Linked DNA regions of Homo sapiens: region 2 is linked to region 1. Evidence: chromatin contacts called from ENCODE Hi-C or POLR2A ChIA-PET data. All regions are on one chromosome and are shown on one strand. Each heading gives the region's core, a stretch centred on a gene start or an enhancer-like site at or near the end of the contact. The rest is flanking DNA. Distances are from core to core; before and after follow the strand shown.

The links. A loop is a pair of places that touch in the nucleus more often than their neighbours do. ChIA-PET counts read pairs that join two places held with the same protein, here RNA polymerase II (POLR2A). Pooled maps may share reads with other maps.
Region 2: a loop to region 1 is called in a pooled map, with 2.6 times the contacts of the local background. The contact joins two enhancer-like sites. A Hi-C loop is called at or near these places in 2 of 168 maps with a recorded cell type or tissue (heart left ventricle and left colon) and 3 of 50 pooled maps. POLR2A ChIA-PET finds 5 or more read pairs at or near these places in 1 of 52 experiments (MCF 10A).

What each region holds. Positions count from the first base shown.
Region 1 is chr2:206,798,848-206,805,551 of GRCh38, reverse strand. No RefSeq gene overlaps it. Among named protein-coding and RNA genes, the nearest start is that of MIR3130-1, 19 kb to the right of the region's middle. Within about 2 kb of position 4,936, at least 2 of the 41 ENCODE cell types and tissues checked have a DNase peak (open chromatin) inside an H3K27ac peak, as active enhancers do.
Region 2 is chr2:207,006,558-207,013,303 of GRCh38, reverse strand. No RefSeq gene overlaps it. Among named protein-coding and RNA genes, the nearest start is that of CPO, 70 kb to the right of the region's middle. RefSeq lists a silencer at 4,845-5,139. Within about 2 kb of position 4,928, at least 2 of the 41 ENCODE cell types and tissues checked have a DNase peak (open chromatin) inside an H3K27ac peak, as active enhancers do.

The DNA of each region.
Region 1 (6,704 bases), core at 3,687-6,186:
CTAGAGAATTTAAATGACAGAGGCAGTGGCTGGAACCCAGGTCTCCTGATTCTCAGCCCAGTGGCCCTCCTTCTCTCTCCCTTGCCTCTCTACTATTCAAAATACAAAAATGAAGAGAAAATGGGCCTTTCTTATTCATGCGGAAATTCATTCCAACTTGACAGAAAGGTACCCATGTAAAATGTATTGTTAACTTCATATCCTAGTATATAAATAAGAGAAAATCAATAAAGCATTTGTTTGAAAATGACTTGCTTTCTGTTTGGTTGGTACAAAGTTATATCATATATGATATATGGCTCTGGAATCAAATCTAAAAATTTAAATTACTTGCTCAAAGCCACATGGCTGATAAGTCTAAGTCTGAATTTTTTCATCTATAAAGTGGGCATTAATAATACTTACCCCAAAGTTGAAGTGTTTCATTTAATCAACCTTTGAGGAAAATGCTTAAAAGATAGTGGCTATTGTTGTATTTTATGTGGTATCTGTTGGTTTGGGCTTCAAATACTCTTCCCGGGAGACATGCCGTACACTTATTCCCATGATGCTGTCATTGTTCAAAATATTTGGATGCACTTTTCTTCTGGAACTGCCTTCTGAGTTAGTTCTTATCTGAAGAGAAAAATTAACTCTTCATGCCTATATTTAATCAAAAGGAATGTAACTTAGTTTTATCAACTTCATTCACCAAAGCTAGCTGGGAGGTACTTTTAACCATTTGTTTAAACCAAAGCCAGATACAAAAGATGAAGATTTGCCATGATTGAGAATTTGCCCACAAAATTTTGCTTCCTTAAGTGAAGGGGATACATATTTTACTTGCTGGACCGAGCTCAGAAACCTTGGGAAAGTCATAAGCCACGGAACCAAACCCTGTTCCAGAGCTGAGAAGGTGGAAAACGGGTGTGTGGATGACTCAAGGTCAGCCCTTGGGAAGCTGGAATTCTCTGGAACTTCTGAGAAAGAAAGACAGCCTCTCAGAAACAATTACATGGGAATTTTCACAAGCTGGGAAGATCCCTGTAGCTCTAACCAGGATTTGTTCTCATTCTGTGGGAGGAATGGAAGGAAAAAGAAGTCTTTGAGAGCCCTAAGCTCCTGAACTTGAATGCAAAGCAGGCTTTGGAAGTCAGAAGAGCACTGGGCCACTCCTATCTCGTCCTTGTTCAGGATAAATGTACCCCCTATACCATGCGTTTCCCCCAACACACACCACACACACACACACACACACACACACACACACACACACACACACACACACACCACTAAAGAATAGACTTCCTGCCTCTGTGCTCTACCAGAAACTTTCAGCATCTAGGGTTAGCATCTTGCCTTCCATTTGCACCTCAAACATTTCATTCTTCACGTTGTTATCATTATCACCCTATCATTACACTGCTGGTTAATCATGATTAAAACAATAAACAAATAATTTTTCCCTGGTGAGCATAAATAATTGCAGATGAATACATATTGTTCGGGCCCATGTAACATTATATGCTATTACAGACAGTATGAGAGGATGTTTTATTGTAAGAGATAATTTTTCCTAATTGTAATGTTTACTCCCTTCAGATTCTAACCTTCTGAAGGCCCAACAAAGTCACCTAGAGGGAGTTTGCAGCTCTTGCCTGCAGTTTAGGGAAAAGTGGCTTTTCTACTTGGTGATAACTCTAAAGTGAAAATGTGAAACCAAGTGGAAGAGGCCAGGGGGTGCTTTTTCTACCAGATGTTAAAAGAAAAAGAACACGCAGGATCTAAACTCTAGAGTGAGCCTCACTGCTGGGGGTGACAGAGCAAGAAGAAATCCAGGGGTTCATTCGATTAACTTGGAAGGCTCTTACTAGGGGACACTAGTTTATTGAACAGGCTGGGTCAGTAGCTCCAGCAGGCTGGAAACAGCTCCATCTTCTTCCCTCCCTTGCCCATCACACTGGCTCTGCCAGCTCTCCCTTCCCACCTCAGAGAGGCCATCTCCGGCATATGCCAGAGTATTTTTGGTTGCACATGGCTATTAGCAGAGCCTCATTTTAAGGTATTAAAAAGCTCATCACCTGATCTATTCTCAAAATATGCAGCTCTCACCCAATCTAAGATTCCTTCCTTTCTTCCAGCTCAGTAATGAGCAGCAGGGGGAGGAGGCTGTGGAATCTTCTTTTGCTGTTTGCCCCCCTTGCTCTGTTTTCTGCTCCTCCTGCCCCGCTCACTGTGCTGCCTCTGGCATCTCCAGGGCCAGGTGGGGAGGAGGGACTAGAGGTAAATGGGTCTATTCACTGGTGACCTTGCAGTCTGCGAGGATGCCCTTTGTGTGCTAGATGCTCAAGTGCTGGCTCCTCCTCACATGAGTGACTTTTGTGGGTTCTTAAGAGACACCCCTACTCCCACCTCTCTTTCCATGGCGTGTCTTTCTTACACCACAGCATTCCCTGACCTGACCCCCACAAGGCACTCTCAGGCTGACTGTGAAGACCCCATACAGCCTCTTTTTGCTGAGATTTCTGAGCTTTGGCAGGACGTCCTCTAGGACAGGTGCCTTTCAGGATGACTCAAGCCTGCTAGTTTCTTCAGCATTCGTTTAATCCACAGGAAATATTATGCATCCATGCCATCCCTTCTCCCCTGCAAAACTTGGAAGCCAAAAGCCTTCTTACAGCCACCTGTTTTTGCTCTGCCATCAGCAGCAGCTCCAGGCAGCCTTCTGCCTTTGGGCTTTTCCAGGCAAGAGTCAGGCTTCTATCTCCAGTCACCTTCCCACACCTCCTACTCTCACCTCGCACTCCCACCCCCGACCAATGTTTGAAGGGTCTACATCAAGCTCTCAAAGGAACTTGGAGTCCAGGCTTCTGGGTGTCACTTCATGAGTTGTGCCTCTACCCCACTGAGTGAACAAATCTAAGCCACCGAACATACCCTGTGGGATTGGGGTTATGCCCCCACCCTTCCTCTCCATACACTGGGCCCCATGCATGGCAGGTGGCTCTGTTAAAGATTACTGACCATTTTTCTCTTGAGACTATTGTAGCTTTTACAGCGCTAAAAATTTTAAGCATAACACCCTTCTCTACCATCATCTTAGGCAATTTACAGAGATAAATTTATGATTTTGCATCTATAGCACATGAAGTATGGATTTTTAAAGATTCATTAGAATATATAATTCTCACATAAAAACATTTATACTCATAAACAGTATTTCCATAAAGATGATCTCATTAGATATAAAGTTTATCTCTGGTGAATTAAAGTTAATCCTGAAAATCTTGTCAACCACACATAATATATGGTACCTAATGTATCTGATACATTCTGAAACAGATAAGTGGATGAAATATTTTTAAAGCACCACATCTAGTAAGGCAGCAGAGAATTAGAAACGGATTTTATTTCTTGTTCTTCAATATAGTAATTGGTGACCTTGAGAAATGCCATTTAACCTTTTCATGTCTCAATTTTCTCATCTATAAATAGATATAATCATCACAAAGACCCGCTGTGAGCAATAGATGAGATAATCTTGAGAGCTCTAAAGCTCTACATATAACAGAAAGGCATTATTGGGATTAGGGCAGAGGATCTGCAGCTCTGCTGTTGCCTTGAACAATTTCCATGATTCTGTGACTCACTTTTACTACCTGCAAAATAGACACCGGAAGGCGTCTCTCCAGTTTTCCTTAGAAGGCAGAGTCTGTATAAGAGAAAAAAGCTGATTTCAGGGTCCAGCAGATTTAATTAGCTGCACAACCATGGGCCAACTCTCGAGTGTTAGAGAGGATAATGATGACTACCTCACAGGGTTGTGAGAATCAAATGTCTTAAAGGAGAACAGTGCTTAGTAAATAGCTAACAGTGCTCAGCCTGTACAATTGTTAGAATCAATATTGGGTTTCCACTGAAAATTACCATGGGGTTACCTTGCCGTTTACTGCCTAGGTCCAGTCATTTCTGAATAAGATTAGTTGCTATGGTTACCTTCCCAAAACACCACAGTTGAAAACGTGTTGGAGATGGGAATCGATGGTAGGAGGCTTTAGCGGAGGACACAAAGCAACTTCAGCCACTGAGACATTTTAATACATGTAAACTCCTTCCCTTGGAAACCTAAGTCACATTTTGCCAAAATGGAAATGAACTCAGGAAGTGGACTTTCAGAAGTTCTGCATTTGGCCAGCCTCCTTCCCCCATCACCAGGCCCTCAAGGACAGGTGCGTTCTGGCCCTGAACCAGCTCCAGAGCATCTCAGTTTCTTACCCCAGGATCTGGCAGTTGGAAAGATGTTGGTTGCCAGGCAGAATTCATCAGATTCACTTCCCAGATGCTATCGCTTCTGATGCCGAAAGAAAAATAGGTTGCCCAGCAATTGAGGTTGGAAAGGACAGGTGTAGCTGAGAAATGCACAGTGTTGCACAGAAAACAATAATGGGTTATTTTTGTTAAAATTCATTAGCATGCATATTTGTATATTCCAGGGGTCCTCACATCCCGCAAACATACTTAGTCTCTGGAGGGGCTAGCACTAACATCCCCGGTTAAAGTGTCCCCCACAGGAGTGTTATAAATGGTATTTGATCTGTCAGAATCAGTCACAGCTCCAACAGCTCTCAGCAAATGAATACAAGTTGGTCTGACCCTGCTTCCTGTTTCCAACTAAAGCAAACCGAAGACCTGAAGAGGCCTCACAGGCAAGAGTATTTTGCACCCGCTCCTAGTGAAAAGACTCTTTTCTGCCTGGTCTTTTTTCCCAGACATCCCAAGGAGCTGTCCTGCTCTTATTTGAAATTCAAACCAGAAGGAAGTCACCTCCGCAAATGCCAAGTGTCCAGCCTCCACTTCCATGATGATTCAGCACCACCTAGGGGCCATTGTCATTCATTTCTTGCCAGGCTCATTTCTTGCCATATTCATTTATTGCCACAATAGAATTCCTTTTTAAGTATTGCAGCTGCACCCGCCACCGCCCCCTCGCCACTGCCATCCACATAAGAAAAGTACAGAAGCTTCTCTACACACATTTTTCAAGACTCGGTTCCAGATCTACTTCAGCTGGAAACTCTGGTCCACTAGCTTAGCACACAAGGATCACTGCTGAGGAGTGTGGTTCACATTTACAATACACCACGGGGACTTCGCTTTATTATTATAAGAACTGCTATAAGCATCTACTACATGACAAGGCATATATAGTTATTTCTAATGTATACAATAGTCCTTCAAATTGGGTAGTAATCCATTTTACAGATGAAGAAACTAAGGCTCTGAGAAGTTAAGCAATTTATCCAGATCCCAAACCAGGGTTGACTTACTCTTTTCACTGTAAAACGCTGTCTCTCTAATCTTACTGTGCGTAGAGCCAACATGGCAGTGAGGGTGCTCATTTTAATGATTCTAAAGCAGAACATTCAAATAAATCTTGTCCTTCAAAGAAGTCACTTTGAAGCCTATTCTGTCATGCCAATAGCTAATGCTCATAACAATTGAGTCTCTGCTATAGGAACTGCCTTCAGAGCTATTTGTGAGCTGCACGACCTAATCTCATTACCTTAAAGTATGTTATATGTTTGAAAAAAATATGGTAGATACCATTGGAGGACTGAAGGATGTGCCATCCCAAAATTTGTATGTTGATTATTTCTAATGGAAAACAATGGAGAAATTCTAGTTTCAGAAAGGAAGAGCTGATCTATATCTTCCTGTATGGAGCAAGGGATAAAGAATCCTCTGGGACGGATACTCTTCGAAGGCCCTGAGATTTATCCATACCAGGATGAGAAAATAGCCCTTATCACCAGAGACTTGGAGGCTGCAAGGAACCCGAATAAACAAACTTACGAACAAAATAACCTTTATCTTCCACTTGCTTTACACCCCCTCATATATCTCCTGTGACTCCCCTAGAAAATTTTACTGTCCTAGCCAGATTTTCTTTCTCCTGTTGTTTCTTCTCAAATTTATCATTCTTTGTCTAAAAAGTATAAGAATATCTTACTTTGGCCTCTTGTTCAGACTTCACTTTCTTGTGAAGATCCCCAAGTACATGTAAAACTAGTAAAATTTATACATTTTTCTCTTGTTAATCTGCCTGCTGTCAATTTAGCTTCTACATCCAGCTGACCAGCCCACTAAGAGCTAACAGAAGGGTTGAAGTTGATCTCTGGTTCCCCGGTACCATGCTGTTCAAGCAGTGTAATCTCCCAGGTCCCTCCTCAGTAAATTTCGATTCAGTATCACTGGGACAGGCCCAACAGTTTGTGGTTTTGTCAAGTACATGTGACTGTAATCACCAGGAAAGCTTGAGTAACACTGGTGCGATGATACAAGCATGAGCTCTGGGGTCAGAAGGACTTGGGTGCAGATCTGGCTCTGCCTTTTTTCTAGTTGTGCACCCCTAGGAAAGGCAATTAAGGCCTTGAGTATCAGTTTATTCATCTATAAAATGAATATTAGTAATCATTAATAACCACCAAACAGGGGTGTGAAGACTGAATGATATAATGGGTGTGAAATGCTAGCACAGTGCCTGGCACATAGTAGGCACTTAATACATGGTCATTACTATTGTTAACTTAATCACCCACTCAGCTTAATGAATTTGCCCTATGTGACTTTTTGTTATTTCTAAAAATTAAATCCACAGTGAAAGGATATGAGGATACATAAAATACACTATCATAACGTATATTATACTTCATTAAAAAGTAAAC
Region 2 (6,746 bases), core at 3,679-6,178, 210 kb before region 1:
AGGCTGAGGCAGGAGAATCGCTTGAACCCGGAAGGCTGAGTTTGTGGTGAGCTGAAATCGCGCCATTGCACTCCAGCCTGGGCAACAAGAGCAAAACTTTGTCTCAAAAAAAAAAAAAAAAAAAAAAAAAAAAGCCCAGTTTCAAGATTTACCTAACTATCTCACCAGGCTCTGGTGCTAAGATGGGCAAGTGCCACTCTCAAGATATATAGGATGGAGGCTCCTTTGACATAGTGAGGTTTATAAAACTGCCTTTGCAAAAATTATAACTGAGAAAATTATGACAGTGAAAGACTTCTGACATAACTGACTCCACCTTGCTTCTAACCTCCAAGTTGTCCTTGTTCATTCCTGGGCATAGACTGAACTAACTATGGGAGGAAATTAGTTTATAGTTTAACTTTGAAACAAAGACAATAACAGCCCTTTCCCAAAACAAACCCCCTTCCTGCCTGGAGACTAGATTGCTTTTACAGGACTAACAAGTTAGCTACAAGATTAGAAAATATGGTTTAGGAGTCATGCAGCTGGAGGCTGCAAAATTCTGAACCTCTCTAGATTGCTCCTGGGGATAACATCACTATTGTAAAATCTAAGATCAGTGCTTGAGATATTTTGCAGATCCTGTACTCCATGGTTCAGCTGGTACCATGCAGAACAATAAACTAGCTCATCTGGTCTTGTGAACCCTACCCAGGAAATGACTCAGTGCAAAAGACAGCTTCCACTCCCTATAATTTCATCTCTGACCCAATTAATCAGTACTCCCCATTTTCCAACCCCTTATGCACCAAATTGTCCTTAAAACCCTGATCCCCAAGTTTTGGGGGAGATCGATTTGAGCAATAATAAAACTCTGGTCTCCCATACACCTGGCTCTGTATGAGTTGCAATTCTCTACTGAAATTCCCCTGTCTTGATAAATTGGCCCTGCCTAGACAGGGGGCAAGGAGAGCCTGTTGGGTGTTACACTTCCACCACTTATCAAGGGGATGGGGAGGAGCCTTCATTTATAATCCTACTCAGACTACACACCTTGTGGAAGATACATGTCCCCTAAAGGGAATTGGGTTTCTGTTGCGGAAAGAAGGGAGGATGGATTCTGTATAATAATAATAAAAGAACAATTATCCACTATACATCATTCCCAAATGCATTTTAAAGCGGGAGTATTTTATTTTACTTATTTTATTTTTATTTATTTTTGTGACAGAGTCTCATTCTGTTGCCTAGGCTGGAGGGCAGTTGTGCAATCTCAGCTCACTGCAACCTCTGCCTCCCAGGTTCAAGGAATTCTTTTGCCTCAACCTCCTGAGTAGTTGGGATTACAGGTGCCTGCCATGACACCCAGCTAATTTTTGTATTTTTAGTAGAGATGAGCTTTCATCATATTGGCCAGGCTGGTCTCAAACTCCTGACCTCAAGTGATCCACTAGCCTTGGCCTCCCAAAGTGCTGGGATTACAGGTGTGAGCCACTGCACCTGGCCAAAGTAAGGGTATTTTAAATCAAAAAGCCTCTTAATGAGCTCATGACTAAGTTTAAAAGTCAAATGTCAACAAGTCATGACTTAAAATTAGTGTTCTCTTATTCAAATTATTGGGACTAATTTGAAGAAATGCATAGTTTTTGTAGATTAGATTAAAAATAGGAGTGATGGTCGGGCGTGGTGGCTCACGCCTATAATCCCAGCACTTTGGGAGGCTGAGGTGGGCAGATTACCTGAGGTCAGGAGTTTGAGACCAGCCTGGCCAACATGGTGAAACCCCGTCTCTACTAAAAATACAAAAATTAGCCGGGCATGGTGGCACATGCTTGTAATCCCAGCTACTCAGGAGGCTGAGGCAGGAGAATCACTTGAGCCCAGGAGGCAGAGGTTGCAGTGAGCCAAGATCATGCCACTGCACTCCAGCCTGGCTGACAGAGTGAGACTCTGTCTAAAAAAAAAAAAAAAAAAAAGTAGAAGTGATTTCTCTGAAGAACAGTATCAGGTAGAGAGAAAAGATAGTAGTTGTAATGGTGAACAAGTGGACCTTCTGGGCTTCCCTACTAACCTATTTTATAATCAAAACTGAGTAATTCAATTTACCGGCTTGCAAATCATTAAAAAATAAATAAATAAAGGGGCTTGCAAAAAATCTGCCTGGCCGGCAAAATGTGCTTGGCTGTCATCTACATTTGCCAATATTCCTCTTGATCCCTATGGCTTCATGGACAAAGTTAGAACATACAAATTTTTAGATATGTAGCAAGCATACTCAAACATCTCTCCAACATGTCTTCCTGAGACCTAGGTCCCCTACCAATACACACACAAAACAAACAGAAATGTCGAGCTATAGGGAGAAGGAGGTGATTGCTTTCTCATGAGTCTTGACATATTTTCGTTCCACCCACAGCAGGAGGCAGGAGGTGATTTTTGCAAATAAATTAACCTTTGTGCTCTTCAGGGTCAATAATACTTTCTCATTTTACTGGGGAGTTTGAATTATTGACTAGCTTGTGACTTTATTCCCTAGAAGGTGAATTAGAGGGATTAATGTTTTGGAGTTGTGTTTAAGAAAAAAAAAACACTTATATCTTTATACCAAATAGTGAAAAATAATTCACTTATATCTTTATACCAAATAGTATTTTGCTAGTATTATTTTATTAGTCCTGGCAGCTTTTTGCAGAATGAGATAGTGATCAAAATTTCTACTAATATCACTATCTAGTGAGGCACAGGGAAGGTAAGTGGCTTTCAACATCACAGAGCAAACTGGTTTCAACCCATTCATAGAATCTTCTAGCACAAGCTGGCCCAAGATAGGACACATCAAGTGTCCTCTGGTTCAGCATCTACTTTCTCATGATAGCTAATTGCTAAGACCATGGGTGCCAATCTTAGCTTCCAAATCAAGTGCACGCCAACTTTTTAGGCCTATTTTAACTAATTGTGCCTTTAAAATCAAACTTATTTAGAGCACTCTGAAAAGGAGATAATACATGATTAGATATTTCAGTACTTTTTTGAGAGCTTTGAAACCTATTTAACTCAAGAAAAAAATATTTTGGAAGGCCATATTTGAATTCTTCATTAAGACAAACAGCAGCAACAACAAAATACCTCTGCAAGTTGAAAAAATCCTGGTGACGCAGAATAAAAAGTGGGAGGCTTGGAATTCTAAATGAAAAATTCCAGCTCTGTCTCTTGCTAGTTGTGGACAAATTACACATTTCCTCTTAAAGGTTCACTTTTCCCATCTATAAAATGAAGAAAATATATATTGCAGGTTTTGCAGTGAAAATTAAATAATGTTAATATATGCAAAGGACTTGCGAACTTTCCTGTATACAATTTGAATTCAACAAACAACAGCTATTAGAAAAGAGAACACAAACCTTGCTTACAGACTAAAATGACCTGGGACTTAATATCTGTTTGCTCTTTTACAGGAAGTAGATCTCCAAGTTCTTTTTCTTTTTGTGACGAGGAAATGGGTTCAAAATAAATCTCTGGTTCTTCCTACACTCTAAGAAAACCCCCCAGGAAAGAGGTTTTTTTCCCCTTCTTTCCAAGGTCAGATTATTTTCCTTTTCTCCCCCAAACCCCTCCCCCTATACCTACTTCTCTTTTACATATAAAAAATTTTGTTACTTTATACCTTTTCTCTATAGTATGTGTGTTATGCCTTCTTTCCTCCCATGAAAGAAAGATAGTTGATGTGATGATGCTTTTCATTCACTAAAGAAAGTGCTAAGTCACCCAGCTAGAGGGTCTGAAAAGGTGACACTCCTCCTATCAGAATAGCCAATGGCTAATAACCATCACTCTAACTTTAGGTATAGATTATTATTATTATTGAGCGTATTGCACCTTGGCTGTTTGCCCAGTATGTCCTTGCTAACTCAGGGTCACAAAAAAGAGTAATTCTCTGCCACAACTCGATAAGACATGAGATCTGCATGATTAAAATGACCTTAGCATTTGGAATCCTGAAATAATGGCACTCCAAATTAAATTAAGAATGGGTTAGATTGCTTTCAGTGAATAATTGCCATTACTACACACCATTCTTCTTGCTCCCCTCCAAAGTCTTTATTGATTTCATTGTTGCTCAGATGCTGAAGATATCTGTCCTATTGTTTGGAGGAATTTAAGATCCTTAGGAGGACTTAGCAAATTAATGGAGGGAGGCTGAAGGAACAAAGAAAATGAGGTGGTACACACACACACACACACACACACACACACACACACACACACACACACTGAAGAGAGGTTGTTGTAGTGGTAGACAATTTCTTTGATAAAGCCAGAGCAGAATTCTTTGTTCAACCATCCCTTTCTGGGTGAATGTGCTTAGTCAAGACATCAGGTCACTGGCCCTTGGACAGCTCCCAGTCATTTGCCCATCAGTGACTGCAGTGCCCACACAGACCACTTTCATAATTAAATTCCAAAAATTCCTGTTCTGAATCACCCAATAATTGACTACATTTGTATTTGGAAGTCTTTGCTGATGAGAATAAAGCAGCATGCAATAATGCTTTCAGTTTCACCATGGTTTTATTACCTTATTGGACCACTAGGGACCTACTACATTCCCGGGGGGGACACTTTTCTATTTAATTAACCTGCAGACATTTAGCCTAAACAGCAATAAATAATAGACAAATACTCCCCTTCCCCCTATTTGTCTCTTATGGAGAATTACTACTACTAATAACAAAATAATTGAAATCCAAAATAAAACCACACAGCCAGGGAGGTGGGTAGATGATGGGGAGGGTAGAGAGAGAAGCTTCAGATGGCTAATTGGGGACAAGTATATACTAGATATGGTGAAATAGTGTTTTCTTTTGCTTTAAGCTACTAACTTGGAGGCACAGAAGAGAATTAGCTACTTTCATAGGGAGGATTTCAGGAGTTCCAGGAAGGGACCCTGCCAGGCACAGCCTCCTTCTAACCAGCACACTGAGCCTTTAACCAGAAACAAAGCCATTCTTTCTATTGTTGCATAGAAGGCCTGGAATGTGAAGTCCCCCCAGGCACATGAAGGAGGGGATGATGTAAACTTAACAATGAGAGGCAAAGGACTGATGTCACATCCTCTCCTGAGAGCTGATTTTTGATGATGAAAAGAGGAAAGAAAGTCTTGGACTTTGAAGAGGCATGGGGAAGAAAATGGTCTAGCATTTTTTCATACTTTACAATTTTGCCTAATACTGTTTTGCTTGTAAATCAACCCTTCATCCTCTGAAAGGAAGGCTACAAATACATGGATATGTATTAAGCATTTATTGTATGCTAGGTTCTTTCCCACACAGTATTTCATAACACTACTGCAAGATAGGATTCCTAATCCCCTTTTGCTGAAGAAGAGATTGAGGCCAGGATGCATAAATAAACTTATCCAAGATCAACTGGCTTCTAAATGGCAGAGCAAGGATTGGAATCAAGGTCAGCCTGATTCCAAAACTCAGATGCTTTTTACTTCTACCATGATAGCTCATAATAGAGCCTGATCTAAACTTTGGAGATAATTATTTTCAAAATGCAAAGCAAGTCAAAAATTTGTCATTGGCCTTGGAATATTTTGTTGAAGGGAGTCAGAAGGATTAAATTCATTTTTATACATGAGACTTAAAAACGATATGTGGGGACCAACCCAAGTTTCTACTGCAAAGCAGAAAGTATTACTTTTAATGGCAAAAACTGCAATTACTTTTGTAACAACCTAATAAGGATTTAGTGGATCTGGATAATATGACCAGCTGCCTATTTGACCTCTCCTTTTGGGTTTCCCTTAGGCACTTAAACTCAATCTGTACACAACTGAACTCATCGTCTTTTATCAGCCCATCACCCGTTCGCCTTTCCTGTTCTAACTTATTGCCTGTTGTATTGTTTTTCTTATTTGATGGGCACTGACATTCATCTTTAGTCACTCAAGACAGGAACCTAGAATTACTTCTACTTTTCTCCTTCTACTGTACTGACCTACTCTGCCCACCATGGCTAATCAGTCCTATTGTATATACCATCAAATTTTCTAGCACTTTTCCTCTTCTCCATTACCAATGTCAACTCCTTGGTTGATATCCTGGTCATTTCTCCACTGTATTCGTGCTATAATAAACTAAACTGAACTGGCCACCGCATTTCACCCTCCCTTGCTTCTCTATTCATATTCAAATTGATGACAGGTTGGTTTTCTCTAAAACTTAAAAGGGATGAAAGAATGAATGACAAAACAAAAACGAGCAATTTAGAATGAAATCTACTCTCAAGTACAAATAGTATAATAGCAACAAATCAGCTAGAAAAAAATACAAGCTGTGTATACTCCTTTAAATTGAGGTAAAATGTACACACAGATATAAATCTTTTCTTTTTATTATACTTTAAGTTTTAGGGTACATGTGCACATTGTGCAGGTTAGTTACATATGTATACATGTGCCATGCTGGTGCGCTGCACCCACTAACTCGTCATCTAACATTAGGTATATCTCCCAATGCTATCCCTCCCCCCTCCCCCCACCCCACAACAGTCCCCAGAGTCTGATGTTCCCCTTCCTGTGTCCATGTGTTCTCATTGTTCAATTCCCACCTATGAGTGAGAATATGCGGTGTTTGGTTTTTTGTTCTTGCGATAGTTTACCGAGAATGATGATTTCCAATTTCATCCATGTCCCTACAAAGGACATGAACTCATCATTTTTTATGGCTGCATAGTATTCCATGGTGTATATGTGCCAC